2 separate regions of the Homo sapiens genome follow, and region 2 is linked to region 1. A link is a loop called in an ENCODE intact Hi-C map of the cell type or tissue named here. Cell type or tissue: mammary epithelial cell. All regions are shown on one strand. Links, peaks and the distances in the headings refer to the core of each region. The heading gives the core; the rest is flanking DNA.

Evidence for each region. Peaks named below come from ENCODE experiments on the same cell type or tissue, not always from the same donor. Only the 100,000 strongest peaks of a DNase experiment are listed, where the experiment ranks them.
Region 2: it touches region 1 in a loop (4-fold over the local background); 5 of 110 quality-filtered maps call a loop at or near these places.

Annotation. Positions count from the first base shown.
Region 1 is chr11:29,525,042-29,533,021 of GRCh38, forward strand. LINC02755 (long intergenic non-protein coding RNA 2755) reads right to left here. Exons shown (of 4, transcript NR_183754.1): 2 at 6,247-6,329. Among named protein-coding and RNA genes, the nearest start is that of LINC02755, 65 kb to the right of the region's middle. In mammary epithelial cell, for the core only: a CTCF peak has its summit at 2,784; a DNase peak (open chromatin) is centred at 2,730; H3K27ac peaks cover 311 bases.
Region 2 is chr11:29,631,248-29,639,227 of GRCh38, forward strand. No RefSeq gene overlaps it. Among named protein-coding and RNA genes, the nearest start is that of LINC02546, 41 kb to the left of the region's middle. In mammary epithelial cell, for the core only: a CTCF peak has its summit at 3,186; no DNase peak of the experiment used is centred there.

The DNA of each region.
Region 1 (7,980 bases), core at 1,844-4,343:
GTGGACCAGCCAACAGGAACCAGACCATCCCACTCGGCTGATCCTACGGTGAGACCAGGTTGCCAATGGAGCTAGCAACTGCCTTGCTCTGGTCCTTCTGGAAGCTGACCAATCTACACACAGCTGAAGCTTGAGGTGACAACTGCCCTGCTCTAGTCACCCCAGGAGCTGACTAGCCTATGCACAGCTGAAGCTGGAGTAAAGTCATGTTGTTAGAAATCTTAGGTCTAATAGTTTTCCTTGTAATACTAGTTGTTTTTCTATTGTTCTGCCACTTTAGTCAGCCTCCTCCACCAGGAGAAAGCCTTTTCTGTCCCTGCTGGGTATAAGTATGTCACTCTTTACCTTGTTCTTACTAATCCCCTTATCTATGTTAAAAGGAGAACTCTTGGAAGGATTTGAAGGATGCCCCCAATGTACTCATACTACACGGTCAGGGAGCGCTATAACGAGAACTCTATTGTACCATACTCATTATGAGTGTACTGGAACCCACCTAGGAACCTGTACTCACAATCAGACCACCTACTCAATCTGTGACCCAGGGAATAACTAGCCTTATGTATGTCACTATATCTGTACTTTAATATCTGCCAGGCAACATTTAAAGACTTCATTGCCCTGTAGCAACCTGTGGTATAAATTAAGAACACCCCTGCTTGCTCCACTTGGGACTGTGCAACATTGGCCACTAAACAAAAGCAGGTCATGTTTACCCACATCCAAGCAGACCTAAACTGTAAAACAAATGCTTGCAATCTTGTAAATTTCAAAATCCTGAAGCCAAATTTACAAATATGGACTACAGGAATAGGAGCACCAATAGGACATTACTATTTAACCAAGAATCCAAGGGGAAAAACTATCTTAAAAAATAATTTTCTATGTATTATAAAGAAAGCTCGGGCCTGTTCAACCCAACAATTCTGAGTTTTCAAGTCATTCTATAAGCAGGTCAACCAGAAATTGCCTGAACCCCCTCCCATAGCCAAAAAACTATTCACCCAACTGGCAGAAAGCATAACCAGCAGCTTGCCCATCTCTTCATGTTACGTCTGTGGGGGAACAAACATGGGGACCAGTCACCATGGGAGGAAAAGGAGCTAATGCCTCAAAGTAACTTTACTCTGACCATCCCCTCCCCCGAACCAACACTCACAAGCTTGAGCACCTGGCTCTTAAAAACCTCTCTTATCAAGAGATTCTGCATTGTGCACTGGGGAAAAGCCTTTACAGACCCAGTAGGAGAATTAACTTGCCTAGGACAGCAATATTACAATGAGATACTAGGAAAAACTTTATGGAGATGCAAAAAGAATGACTCCAAATCACCGCACCCAGGCCCATTCTCCCGTTTCCCTTCTTTAAACCACTCCTGGTACCAGCTTGAAGCTCCAATACCTGGCAGGCACCCTCTGGCCTCTACTGGAACTGTGGGCCACAGGCATATTGACAACTGCCAGCTAAATGGTCAGGGGCCTGTGTACTTGGAACAATTAGGCCCTCTTTCTTTCTAATCCTGCTAAGGCAAGGGGAAGTCTTACGGTACCCCATCTATGATGTAACTAAAAGGAAAAGCAAGAGGGGCATAACCACAGGAGACGGCATAACCATAGGGAAGTGGAAAGACAATGAATTGCCCCCTGAAAGAATAATCCAATACTATGGCCCAGCCACCTGGGCAGAATATGGAACATGGGGATACTGCACCCCTATATATATGCTCAACCACATCATAAGGTTACAGGCAGTACTTGAGCTAATTACTAATGATGCTGCAAGGGTCTTAAATCAGCTAGCCTGGCAAGCTACACAAATGAGAAATGCCATCTACCAAAATAGACTGGCCATCAACTACCTCCTAGCTCAAGAAGGAGAAGTATGTGGAAAGTTCAACCTAACTAATTGCTGTCTAGAGATTGATGACAACAGAAATGTTGTCAAACAATTTTGGATTCTGCCAGAATCCAGAAATTAGCCCATGTCCCAGTGCAGACTTGGAAATGATGGTCTCCAGATTCACTCTTTGGAGGCTGGTTTTCATCTCTTGAAGGATTTAAAACCTTAGTAGGAATAGTTCTGGCCATACTAGGGGGCTGCCTCATACTTCCTTGTCTTTTGCCCCTCCTTGTTAGGAACATGCAGTCAGCTATTGAGATTCTTGTAACCAGGCAAACTACTACCCAACTAATGGTTCTAACTAAATATCAACCCCTGCTTAATAGGAAACTAGCGCCTCATGAAAGGATAAATTTTAAAGATGATGATGCTTTCTATTAAACTTCATTTATAAGAAGCATCAAAGGGGGGAATGAAGCAGAAAATGTAAAAAGAAAAAACAAGTAAAAGAAAGGAACAAGTCTTCTCTTGCTAGGCTGACTCACTCCAAGACCTAGAGATAGGCAGCCGAGCTCTGAAAAGGATTTAATAACATTATCTGCAAAACCAGAGCCCTCAAGGAATGTGCTCCAGAGCCCCCTCTCCTCCCAGTTATGGGCAAGGATGAGAAAACAGGTTTTTCTCCTCTCCCAGCTCCCCACTCCCTTTTTGTAAATCCTTTCTTAGTGAAACTCAAGGTTACTTCACAAAGTTTTACAGATTCCTGTTTCTCTTCTGTGTAAAATAACAAGGTCACAAGACATGCTTGAGTAAGACATTTACCAGCTGTAAACCCTGCCTTAGCTTGATAAGTTCCTGTTTTTCCTCGAATTGCACAATCTGTCACTGTATGATTCACACCTTTGTTCTGTTTCTGTAAGCCTGCTTGCCTGCCCTGTACATTTCATGCCACTAGATGGCCAATCCCTTGGTTGCATGTATAAAAATCAAGCCCTGTCTTTGTTCAGGGCTCAGTTTTTTGGATGTGAATCTTCTGGGCCTGAGTGCCCTCGATAAATCCTTTTATTTCACCCATTTGGTCTCTCCAGTCCTCTGATTCCCACAACAGCATGTGTAGGTGTATGGGTGTTTGTATTCTGTAATACTAGTGAAAGTGTGGACAATGAGACTTTCTTTTCATTACTAGTAATAGAACAATTTGAAAAGCAATTTGAACATATGTATATATTTACCTAGTAATTACACATTTGGGAACCTAGTTTTAAAAATTAACGTGAAGAAACTAAAAGCTTTATTTTGAAAATGATTGTTATAGAATTTTATATGATGGTCCCAAATGGGAAATAGTAAAAATGTCCAATTCTAAGAGATTAGCTAAGCAAACTATGATCTTTTCACCAAGTAGAATACTACTTAGACATTAAAATGATTATTAATATTATTTTTTGAGAGAGTCTCACTCTGTTACTCAGGCTGGAGTACAGTGGTACAATCATGGCTCACTGAAATCTTGAACTCCTGGGCTCAAGCAATCTTCCCACCTCAACCTTCCTTGTAGCTGGGACTACAGGCATGTGCCATGAAGCCTGGCTAACTTTATTTTTATTTTTTTGGTAGATACAAGGCCTTGCTATGTTTCCCAGGCTGGCTTGAACAGCTGGATTCAAGCAATCCTCCTGTCTCAGCCTCCTGAAGTGCTAGGATTACATACATGAGACATCTCACTTGGCCTATCATTTGAAATACTATATAATCCCATAGAATAATGTTCATGATATAATATTGAGTAAAACATAATGTACAAATTATATATAGTTATACAATTATATACATAAAACTATATACAATGTGGTTTAAACTGTGTTAAAATAGTTTTTCATAGAAAGAAAAAACAAAAATACTGCACAGTATATTGTGTTTGTGTTTGAGTGTTAGGACTAGAGGTGAGTTATTTTTCCTGGTTTTCTTTTCAGTTTTTTTGTTTTCTTTCCTAAGAATGTATTACTATTATACTGTATAAAATATGATAAAAGGTCAGACTCACTTATCTCTAATGTCCTTTCCAACTCTATCATGGAGTAATTTTTGTCCCTGTATAATCAAAAGCTTGCTTCATCTTTCACACTTTTTCTTGTCTCTACCACATGTATATAATCCAGGATTTATAGTTTATGCTTGTCTTGAAATACCTGAATGTTAGCTAAGCTTATAAATAGATCTTAACATTTTGAGGCAGATTCCTGTTCTCAACAGCCAATTTTCTCATAGTAAGCATTCATTCAATGTATCCAAGATAAATTTTGAGTGTAAGCAGGCTGGACCAAGACCCTGGCCATTAATGTAAACTTATATTCCCTGCATTGCTAGATATTTTTTCTGGCTTAATAACATATTGATTGCAGGGGCTTATCTAGAAAGAGTTAGAATTGTTTTTGCTGGCAGTGTGATTTTGCATCAGCTACTCTTGTACTATCTCTTGCTTCTGATGAAAAATAGAATTACCTTACTAAAATATTTTAATATTATTAAAATTTTGAGTTTCATGACATATTTTCTGGGATTTTTAAACCTCTGAGCTAAAGTTCTGTCTGTAGCTTGGATCTATATCAGAACTTAATATTTATAAAACAAAGAAGATCCTGACACACCCTTGCATGAAAACATTGCATGATTCTAAGACCTGAAGTTAGCACTGAACAACAATGGATGTCAAAGTTGACCAGAATTGTGTTCAGATGGAAGCCTTATCATTTACTATCTATGCAACTTTGACTGATTGTTTAACTCCTCTGAATTTGAGATTACCCCCTGTAAATTGTGAATAATACTGCTTAACATGTAGGCTTGTTGCAAATATTACATCACATAATGTTAGAAAACACATAATAGGAGTCGAATCAACCAAAGTTTTAATTATCATAACTATCTAGAGATGTGGTTTACAGTATTATAACCTCAAAAGTCGATAGTGAAATGTTACATTTTTGCAGAACCCAATATGAAACTATTCCAACAATAGGGTCCACTGATGGAGAAAATACATGGAGAAATATGGATTCTTATATTGACTCATAGGCTTAAAGCTCAAACATTAAGAAATGCTAATGTAGAGAAAGAATGGTGATGTGATTGGTAGCAATAAAGTTTGGAGCTGTGAAAATATAATGCTGGCTATGAAGCTGAAGTAGGAAAATAAAGGATGCTTCATAGAAAAAATGGCAGGAAATTCAATATATAGATACATAGTTAGATTTAAGAGCCGTTTGTTTAATAAACCATTATTGGTTGAGAGAAGAACTTGTATTTTAGGCAACAGATTATAATAGAATTTTGTCCTTGCTAATCTTAAACTTGATTGACTTATACTAAATGGTCACCTCCTTAGTTCAATTTTCATATTATAAATTGTAGGCAAACACAACTTCTTATAATTTTACTAATATTAAATAAAATTATGTATTTAAAGCATCAAGCTGAATACTTGATACCTGTATGTGCTCAATTATCATAGCTCCCTCTATAACATTCAGAGCAACTCTTGAATAACATCCCTTCATTGAAGACAGATATTGAATGCTAAAATTATTCCACGGTATGTTAGGCAGTGAGAAAATCTAAAACAGTGAGGGAAATTTCTGACTTTTCCTGGGTGCCAGTGTTTTTTGCTACAGTGGCCTAAACACTCCTTCCTGGGGTTCTGGGGACCATCAGACAGGACTGTCACAATGACAATAAATCATCCCCCAAGCTGCTGCAATTTCATCTGGGGGATGCTTCCAGATGCAGTTATTACCTACATGTTGCCCAGTTAGGAAAATGCAGAGCAAATGCAATGTGACCATATTTTAGCCAGAGATTCTCAGACCTTTCCAGTCCCAGATACAGAAACCCAGACCAATCTATGGAACCATGATTACGTGGATGCTTTTCTGAACATATCACTTTAAGGAGCTTTCTGAGAATCCCCTTGAGTGTCCTTAAGATATAAGGTGTGTTTACAGATGCAAACAGGAGCTGAGGCCCTTATTATCTCTGGCCTCATGTAAGTCACTCTGCTTCTCCAAGTCTCATTTTGTAACCTGAAACAAAATTTCCTGTCCTATATGCTGCAAAGGGTCATGAAGGCCTAATGAGATAAGGGATCTAAAAATGCTGTAGGGAAAACAAAATGCAATGCTCTTTATAACACAAACTAGGATTGTTACCTCCAGAGGCAAAGAGATTACATAGTTAAAGTCTTTTAAAGTCTTTTAAATAATGTTAAGAAATGATGACCTTGCAAACATAGCCAATAGGGAACTAACTAATGGGGACAGCAAATGAAGTTGCAGAGACTGATAAGGATATAATTGAAAACCTTTGGAAAACACGAACTCTGTTTTGGGTCCTTTTCTTTTGGCATCTTACCTTGTTCCTTGTGTTTTTCGGATTCAGCTGCTGGATGCTTGATTTTGAGGTGTTACCATGCTACTGCCTCCATCTGTATCTGTCTGGGAGAAAAGCAATAGTGAAGATGAGAAAGAAGGGAGGAAAGAGAAAGGGGGAACAGAGTTCTGCATAATGCTTAGTGCTCCAAGGTCCCAGCATAAGAGGCCCACCCTGACTTTATCCATTCTTATATTTTAGATCCTAGGAACCAAAGATCATTTAATCAAAAACGTGCCTCTCATAGTTAGGGAAATTACATTCTTTTTGCCCAGTGGAAAATTTACATGTTTATTGGTTATATTCTAGGATGATATTTATTATTCACTGAAAGTTTCAAGGGCAAACAAATACACTAGAAATTTTGGAAAGACTCAAGAAACGATAAAATATTACCCCTTGACAGAACAATATTTTATAATGATATTTTGTCTGGTGGGCATGGCTGTCTGTATAACATGAAGATTAAACCTTGGCTGGCAGTGAATTTTTATGTATTACCAAGGTTAGAAGCATAAAAGGCCCTTCTAAAGAAAGTAGTGTCTGCATAAAGTAGTTCATGCACAAAATGCTTGTGATGGTGAGTTGAAATGGGAATAAGAATAGCAAGTACAGGGGCTTCTGGAAAGGTAAAAGATTACAGATGTTGTCATGGGAAATACCCACACAACATGACAGGCTACATTCACAAGAAGCTATCCATGTAGAAAGTGAATTCTTAGAAATTGCTATGGGAGCCCTAAGTAATGACATTTTCACTCTATTGCCATATAGCTTCAACAATTGTCAGATTACCACTGACTTACTAGCAGAATAACCCCAAGGTAATTGATCATCTCTTATAAATGCATGTCTCTATAAAGGGTCACAATTAAAGAAACTTTCCCAATGTACAGGTGAAGAAACAAAGTTCAGAGAAGTCATAGAGCAAACAGGTGTTGATGCTAGCCAGAGGGCAGATCGAAGCCACTTAAGCTCCAAAGTCAATTCTCTTAATCAGCTTACTATAGTATATAAGTTCCTATTAATAATGAAGTGTGAACCAAGTGGGAACAGAAAGTTGTGAAACCAGATTTTCTTGATCTTAGTGTCTTTATTTTTTGAAAGAAATTAATGATAATACCCAAGGCCATAACACTCAATAATGACAGGAAAAATATTTTTCCAACTTTTGTTCTAGCATTATACAAATATTAGCAGATAATACTTTATTTATAGTATCTGAAATGTTGTAGACATTCGGTAAATTTTACCAGCTTAATTGAGTCAAGTATCTGCAAATGCTTGTTTTCAGGCATGAATGGATTAATCCCAAACAGGACTAGGACTATGCTTAGAATTAGGAAAAAAGAAAACAAACAGAACATGGTATATTGGAAGATAAATACAGTGGTAGTAGTAGTGGAGACAAGAGATGTGTATCTCCATAAAACGCTGTTACTCTCAATATTAAATTCTTATGTCTAAGAGGAAGGAAATTAAAACTGTCAGAAAAATTTTAGTGCCTTAAGACCTTCAAAGATATGTAAATCACCTAAAATATGAAAGTATTATATTGTTCAACATGTATAAACAATAACAATGTTTTATTCATATATTTCTTCAATCACTTTATTTGTATTAATTTGCCTAAAAGTGTGCTTGGAAACAAGAATGAAAGAGACAAAAGTGATTCTTGTCCTAATTGAGTTTACATTTTCATGCAAGACATAGACA
Region 2 (7,980 bases), core at 2,164-4,663, 110 kb after region 1:
TAAAGTCTGTTTCCCGTGGGGTATAGTTTTGTCATATTGTGACTATGTATTTGTGTATGTATTGTGTATGTATATTTGTCTTCCTATTAGCCAATGCTCTGTCAACCCACGGTTGTTTTGAGAATCAAAGAGATAACATGCAGGAGGATGAAATGGGAACAGATTAACACAAGATGCTCACACTGCCTAGTAATCATAGCTTTCTCCCTATTTCTGTCCCTGTCATCGGGCACAGCTATTCTATTAAATAGCTGCTCTCAATACACAATGGAAGTGCTTATTTTAATGTCTGTCTGAACCTGGATATTGATTGGGAGCAAGGTTGGAGATTAGTTGATGAAGCTACATTTTGTTTTTTTCACTAGAAACCGCAACAGGCAGAGACAAAGTTTGCGAATCCCAGTGCATCTCTTGACAGGCAAGCCTCTAAGCTCTCTCTGAAGCCTTCCCCACTTCAGCTCTTGAGATAACACGATTCCTTTCCCCACCCCAGCCAGGTGTCCCATCCACTACCAACCTGGAACAGAAGGAAGCTGGATGTTGTAACTTCCCTTCAGGCTGGGGCTGACCACAGAGTGGTTCTCCCTCTTCTCAGTTCTAGAGCTCGAGCCTCCCCTGCAGCTTCCATTGGAATAACTTAAGTTTTCCTTTCAGGCCTTCCATAGTGAGGCCCTGCTCATTTGGATGCAGTGCAGCCCACCTCCTGCCAACATGATCTTTCTTCCATTCTTGATCAATAAGTCACAAGCCTATTTGGCCTTTTCCCAGCAATGAGAGATGCACGGCTTGAGGTCAAAAGGAAAGAAGGCCAAAATAGACTCTGCCTCTGCCTAGCATTTAACTCCCATATACCCTTCACCTCCTCCACCATGCCCAGGTGTTTTCTTACTCCAAGGCTAGAATTTACATCAAATTTACTACAGGAGAGAAAAAAGAAGAAAGGATGGGAAGGAGGAATTAAAAGACAGAAGCATGAGGGAGGAGGAAGAGAATGGGAACAAAAAGGGAAGCAATATGTTGAATTGCTTGAATAAATACAGAAAGGGAGACAAAAGAATTATCTTTCTATTCTGGAAACAGGGTCATATACTCTTATTCTTCCCACTGGCTTGAAGCAGAAGCCACAGCCTAAGCCCTGTCTTAATCCCCTCCACAAGCCCTCCAGCTGCCTCTGCTTGGACCCAGCATCCCCAGTGAAGCCCTAACTGTAGGTTCTTCCTTAGATTCACAGGTTCCCAAACATGGAGACAGTAGTTGACTGACTGCTTGCTTGATTGACAAAGAGCTGGCCGGGAGTGGTGGTTCATGCCTGTAATCCCAGCACTTTGGGAGGCCAAGGCAGGTGGATCACGAAGTCAAGAGATCAAGACAATCCTGGGCAACATGGTGAAACCCCGTCTCTACTAAAAATACAAAAATTAGCTGGGCTTGGTGGCACGTGCCTGTAGTCCCAGCTATTCAGGAGGCTGAGGCAGGAGAATCACTTGAACCCAGGAGGCGGAGGTAATAGTGAGCAGAGATCACACCACAGGACTCCAGCCTGGTAACAGAGTGAGACTCCGTCTCAAAACAGAAAGAGCTATTAGCTGTTGTCTATTGTCTGCTCCCTATGATCTGGGCTCTATTCCAAGTGTTGTTGCCTCTAGTTGTCCTCATCTCATGTAAAGCTTACTATTAGCTTCATTTTCTGATGAAGAAACTGAGGTTAAATAACTTGCCTCAGGTCATACATCAAGAAAGATGTCATGATTCAGTCCAGAATGGTCTGCAGCTGGGACTCATGCTCCTCACCACCTTGTCTCCTGCCTCCCCATCCACCCAGCACTGCCTCCCATGAAGGAAAAGAGAGGCAGGTCAAATGCTTATCCCAGACTCCTAATTCTCCTAAGCTACTGCATCCTCCAATGAGAAAAAGTGTGCCTTTCTCAAAATCAGTGGGGATTTGGGAGATGCAGCTACCTCATGGAGGTACTTTGGGGCAAAGTAGAGCAGGAGCTTGGATAAATCATAGTACTGGAAAAAAAATGTATCCAGGCTGTTTATTTTACAAATGAAAACCCTAAGGCTCTCAAACCTGAATGAAATCATGAGATAACTTTGCTGAGTGTAGCTAAAACCAGAGCTGTTGAATTAAAGAACCTTAGAAATAGAAGACATCTGATATTCTATCAAGTCCAAGCTACTTCTTTGTATCTGCCTCTATTTTAAAGATGTGTGCACTAAGAAACTTCAGTAACTGGTCTATCTTTGAATTATAGTATCTACTTTTCTGCAAAATGTGGAAGGAGTTAGTGGCAGATGTCCTGGCCAATTTTAGAGAGGTATTAGGGTCTACTACAGAATAGATGGTGACCAGAATAATGATCAGGCCAAGTGAGGAGGGCTGCATATATGGTGTCTATATATAGTAATCAATCAATAAAGAGATGTTAAATGCATGAATGAATGAAATTTTGAAAGTAGAAGGAGAAACAACTGAAGACTTTTTATGACGTTCCAAATATGCCATCTTAAAGTCTTCCCTGATGACCAGAAACTTCTATAAGACAAGTTCTGGAAGCTTCCGTGTTAAGGAACTCTTTTGGTAAATAGAGTGAAAAGAACACTTTTGATGTTGGGACAAAAGTATGAGTGGGCTCTAAGGTTTTTATTTGATTTGCAGTTTAATCAGCCTTCACTGGTATGGCAAATCGAAATCGGAGACAGACTTTAATTATCCTAGTGACCTTTAGACAAGGCCCCAGAGTCTGGTGCCGTAGGTTGTCATCTGAACGGAGCCTCATCAGAGATACCCTCAGGGTTTATGAATTGCTCTGCCTGTTTTATATTTATCCCAAATCACCTGGTACTGTTAGCTATCATTTTATTTAAGTCTCCACAAATGAATACTTTTAAGAAATGCTACCTCACAGTATAATATAATGGTCAGATAGAATCTTGGGCTCTAGGGAAAGACAGCTCTTATTAAAATTGTGTCTCTATCACTTAATAACTATAAATAATATCACATTATTTAATCTCTCTGACCTCTGTTCAGAGTTCATCTATAAAATAGATAGGGGTAATAATGTTCACTAACTCAACAGGTTCTTAGAGCAGAGAATGAAATATGCAAGTTTTTTGCAGAGATCTCATGTCTAACCTTCAAGAAGTTGCCCATGCCATCCAGAACTGACCCAAGCAACTCCTCTCCTGACCACTAGTGGACAATAATATAATGACTCCATCTCCATTCCTCATTTTACTTTTACAAAATAAACTTCTCTGGTTGACCATTAAGTTATTTAATCCCCAGGCACTATCAAGTTGAAGTCTGAATTAAGACTGTTACCCAGCTTTAAAAGACAATTGCAGGCTAGAGTGAAGACAAATTACTTGAGAAAAGTGGTTTGATTCAGTTTATGCATATATTGACTGTCCCTGTGGTCAATGAACAGGGTCTCATTTAAAATTCAATTTGGAGAATTATGGTGCTTCTGAATGAGAGGAGAAACATAAATGAAATGGGCCACAAAGTGGCATTAAACTATTTCATACGGGTTAGACACAGCTTGGCAAATAAGAGAAGAGTCTCTCTGAGAGGTCTCTGCGGGAATAATCTTGGAGGAAGAGTGAAAGCAGGAAAAGAAGAAAGACAGTTTCTCTACATATTCTGACCAGTACTAGGGAGCCCTCTCTGGCAGCTTCCAGAAAGGAGAGGAAGAAGGTATGACTGGAGGGAGGGAGAAGTCAGAGAAGCTCTGTGTTCCCTTTTTCTTAGCTAGACAGGAACCAAAATGATGCAGTTATTTTCAGAGATGCTGCATTACACCGCTCACCAAAAGTTGCCTTGGGTCACAGAGAATTCTCCTTTCTCTGTATTCATAAGAATTTAATATCTAACTTCAGCCCCTTGTATTTGAAGCTGCTCCTATTTGAAGCTGGCATTTGATCTGTCTCAGGAGGGTCAATTAAGAAAGACTACTAACGTTATTTTTTCCCTTTCATGGTACAAAAGGCAACTCACCTGCACCGTGGAATAATAATTAAAGAACCAACTCACTTCTTGCAGAAGCTATGAAGGAAGAAAACATGTTCAGAAAATAGAATTCAGACAGGAAAAAGGGAGCAACTTTTAAGCATCCACTCTGCACCTGGTTTTCTATATATCATTTCACATAGCACTCATCACAGCCCCCTGACATGAACTTATTATATTCATTTTAAAGACTGGAGAACTGAGTTTCAAACAGGTTAAATAGCTTGGGTCACATAGCTGCTAAGTGGTAAAGTCAGGTTAGGAATTCTAACCTGGCAAACAGTCCTAATTCAAACTCCAATGCCATAGGGTAGTACCTGGGGATAAAATACTTTAATAACAGCCAACTAACACCCTAGAGGAAGAGCTTGTTTTGCCAAAATGCAACTTGGAAAAGAAAGTAAAATTATTAGATCATTATTCATGTATGGTCCTTGTTCTTGACAAATCATTCTCTTTGCTAAGCAGAAACAACTGTCAGATTGACCGAGAATTTCTTCTTCTTCACAAGGTTTTTAGGTTGGTGCTAAATGATTATGGCTAGTGGAAAAGTTCTCCTTTCTTCATATACACAGATACACACAGAAAATATATACATACACATAAAAGAGTTTAGGAAGGGTAATCAAAAGAAATTTTATATACTCATCTTCATCACCATCATCTTCATTATCATTATCACAGAATAAAGCTTAACTAAATAGGTAAGGAATTTCCTTAACTACCAATTTTAACAAGTTCTTCCTTTTCCCTCAGTGGTTTTATAGCATTTGAAATAGAACTCTTAGTCCATTCTGAAAACCACAAAAAAAAATCCACTCTTCCAAATGCTTGTCTTTATAGTAGAACCAGACAATAAACTATAAGTTCACTAATGCATATTTTTAGAGAAGACTGTTGAGGCCTTTAATGAATGCATTTATTTATTATCTCCCTCTATTCCTTTCTCCCTTCCTTCTTTCTCCATTCCCTTCCTCCTTGCTTGTTTCTTTCCCTTCCTCCTTTCTCCAGCAAATGTTTACTGAGTGCCTATGATATGATTAGCACTGAACAAAGCCCTGGGATAAAACTTTCATGCAGGCCTAATGTAACCATTGAATGGAGCTGTGTGATTAGTGGAGGAGATAGAAATTAATCAAGTGACCACACAAACCATTGAGCAATGGCAATTGCTACAGATGTACTAAAGAAGAGGTGCACAGGGCTCTTTGAGAGACTGGCTGGTCAGGGAGGGCAAGGAAAGCTTCGTTGAAGAAGGGATGCTTGAGTTGAGATAAAAAGCCAACTTTTCACAGAGGGTAGAGAACACGTTTCAGGCAGATGGAGCAGCATGTGCAATGGTCCTGTGGCAAGGGGAATGTGGCATATTGGAAGGAATGAACAGATGCCAGTGTAGATGAAGGACAAATGCTGAGGCTAAGTCTGTAGCAAGATGAGGTTGTAGAGATGAGTAAGAGCATAAAGGGACATGTATATCATTGTAAGGAGTTTTTCATGAAACCCTCACAAGGGCTATAAGTAAGAGATGACTTGATCAGGTTTGTGTTTTTAAATTTTATTGCCTAAATGTGAAGAATTGATTATGCAGGGCATGTGTTTGGTAGGGGACACAAGTTCACCAGCCCACCTTGAACTCTGAAGTTTTGTTCTCACTAGATTTCTATCACCCCATTTACCTGCATGCATCCTGTGGCTACGTTTTTGTTTTTTCATCTCTTGGTCCCCACACTAGACATTGTCCCGTTTTCTTTAGTCCTCTAAACACCGTCAATGTAAGGCAGCATGTAGCATGTTTTCTATTGATGCTTAGTGATTACAGAAAAGAGTTTCAGCAGAGTGCAGAAGAGGTAAAAATATATATACTGAACCTTGGATTTTACTCTCTATAAGCTCTCTGCATAATTTCTTCCAGGATTATCTCCCCGAATTTCTTGCCTTCAGCTCCAACTCACTGCTGTCTTCCTACACCTTTTTTCCTACTGTAATCTTGTTCCTCCATCTTCTCCAAATCTCAGGATTCCCCAGATCCCTGTCTACCTCTTACCAGGCTCAAAGGTGCTGCTTCCATCTAAGTTTCTGCCATATATATCAAGGCAGTGGGGAACAGGACAAGAGATAGGAGACTTTGGTTTTCATATCAAACAAGCCCAGAGAAGGGTTTGTCATAAGCAAAGGAGAAAATATCTTTCTAAAAAGAATTCTTTTTCCACGTACCCCAGCAGTTTAAAGTACAGTTGGCTTTTAAAATAGCAATTATTTTCTTTTCTTTACATGTGTCAGAGTCCTTTGCTTCCGTTTTACTTACCTGAATCTATCCAATTATGCCCTATCAACACCAGAATGCAAGATGTATGAGGGATGTTTTATAAAAAATGACTGTGGCAGACCAAAGCCAGAAGAGAAGAAATCAGATGGTCATTACCAAATTGGGAGAGAGGAGATAGCAAACATGTCCTTGGAAGCAAGTAGACAAAATAGATCTGTGCATGAATTTGGGAATGGAAAAAAACAAACTAGCTGTAGGAAACAACAGTTCCCAAAAGACACTGAGAAGTGATAGCATAAACAATAATAGAGACAGAAAGGAAGACATAAAATAGGGAATGAGAAAATATGAAGGCTCTCAAGATGAACAGAACAATTTGCCAACACGTATGTCATTTCTCTCATAAATTAACTTCCTTGATGGGCTTAATTGTTTGAACAAATGAGATGGAGCTATTTTCAGAATGATTATTTATTCTAATCACCAATTCCCTTACACTAAAAGGAATGGCAGAGAAACCAGGCTTTTCCAAGCTTCATCATTTTAGTTAAATATTTACACATTCCAACTGACACTAAAAGTAGTTGCTGCTTCTTGGGTCTCTGAAAGATATGGGCTTAGGGTAATAGAGAGTTTAGGTATCTGCAGGTGGGTGTCTCAGAGAAGAAAGCCATCTCTCTGTGCATTGCCTGCTGGTAAAGAGCTGGGTCCTTCTCCTTAAACTTGTTTTACCAAGCCCAGAGTCCAGTCAAACCTGTTCTCAGGAGCCCCTGATCAGTTTATCTTTGAATTGTATTGAAATTTTACTTTACTTCTTTTCTAAAATTCTTAATTTAGTACACCTTACTGTAATAGAATGAGAAGGATAAAGAAAATATATATTTTATATCTATTTATTCTTTCTTTAAGTCCATCTGAGCATAAATCAATTTATTTAGGATTAAGAACTAGGCTTCAGCAAGAGAAGGGTTAGTTTCAACTCCTGACTGTATCACTGCCAAGCTGAATGACTTTATTTAACCTACTTACTCTCTCCAAACCTCAGCTATTTTTCCTGTAAAATGGGGACAGTACTAGTTTCTATCTCATAAGGCTGTTATGATAATTAAATAAGGTAAAACTTTAAAACACTTCAAATTGTGGCTGTCACATAATAAACCTCAAAGGTATCAGTTATTGTTATAGTATTACTTCTTATTATTAAGAGTTGTAGATGAAGTGATGTACTTTAAGCATAGTAATTCTTCCAGATGTTTTTCTTCTTGTCAGTTCCTTCAAAAGTAGACTTAGACAAGGATTTGAGTGCAAGAAATTTGTGCAGGAAGTGCAGAGATAACCTTCAAGGACACCAGAAAGTGATATGAGGAGGGAAGGCAGTAAATACAAGCTGAGTTAAATCAGCAACCATGCTGGGTGGCTGAAGCTATTCTGTAGGGAATTTCCAGGAAATGATGGTGTATCACTTAAAGATGAAAGGAGTTAACATATTTATGTGCTCACTGGCTTCAGTAATTGGTTGAGGGCACTAATTACCCAGCATTTCTAGCCTACTGTCCATGGCAGAGTCATTTTCTAGAAAAAGCCCTTAGGCAAAGAGAAACATGTACTAGAAGTTGGAAAATGTCCAAAGCACAAAACAGACATCTGAAATTAATGATAACTCATGGCATCAAAGACAGCAGCTTTCAGGATACAG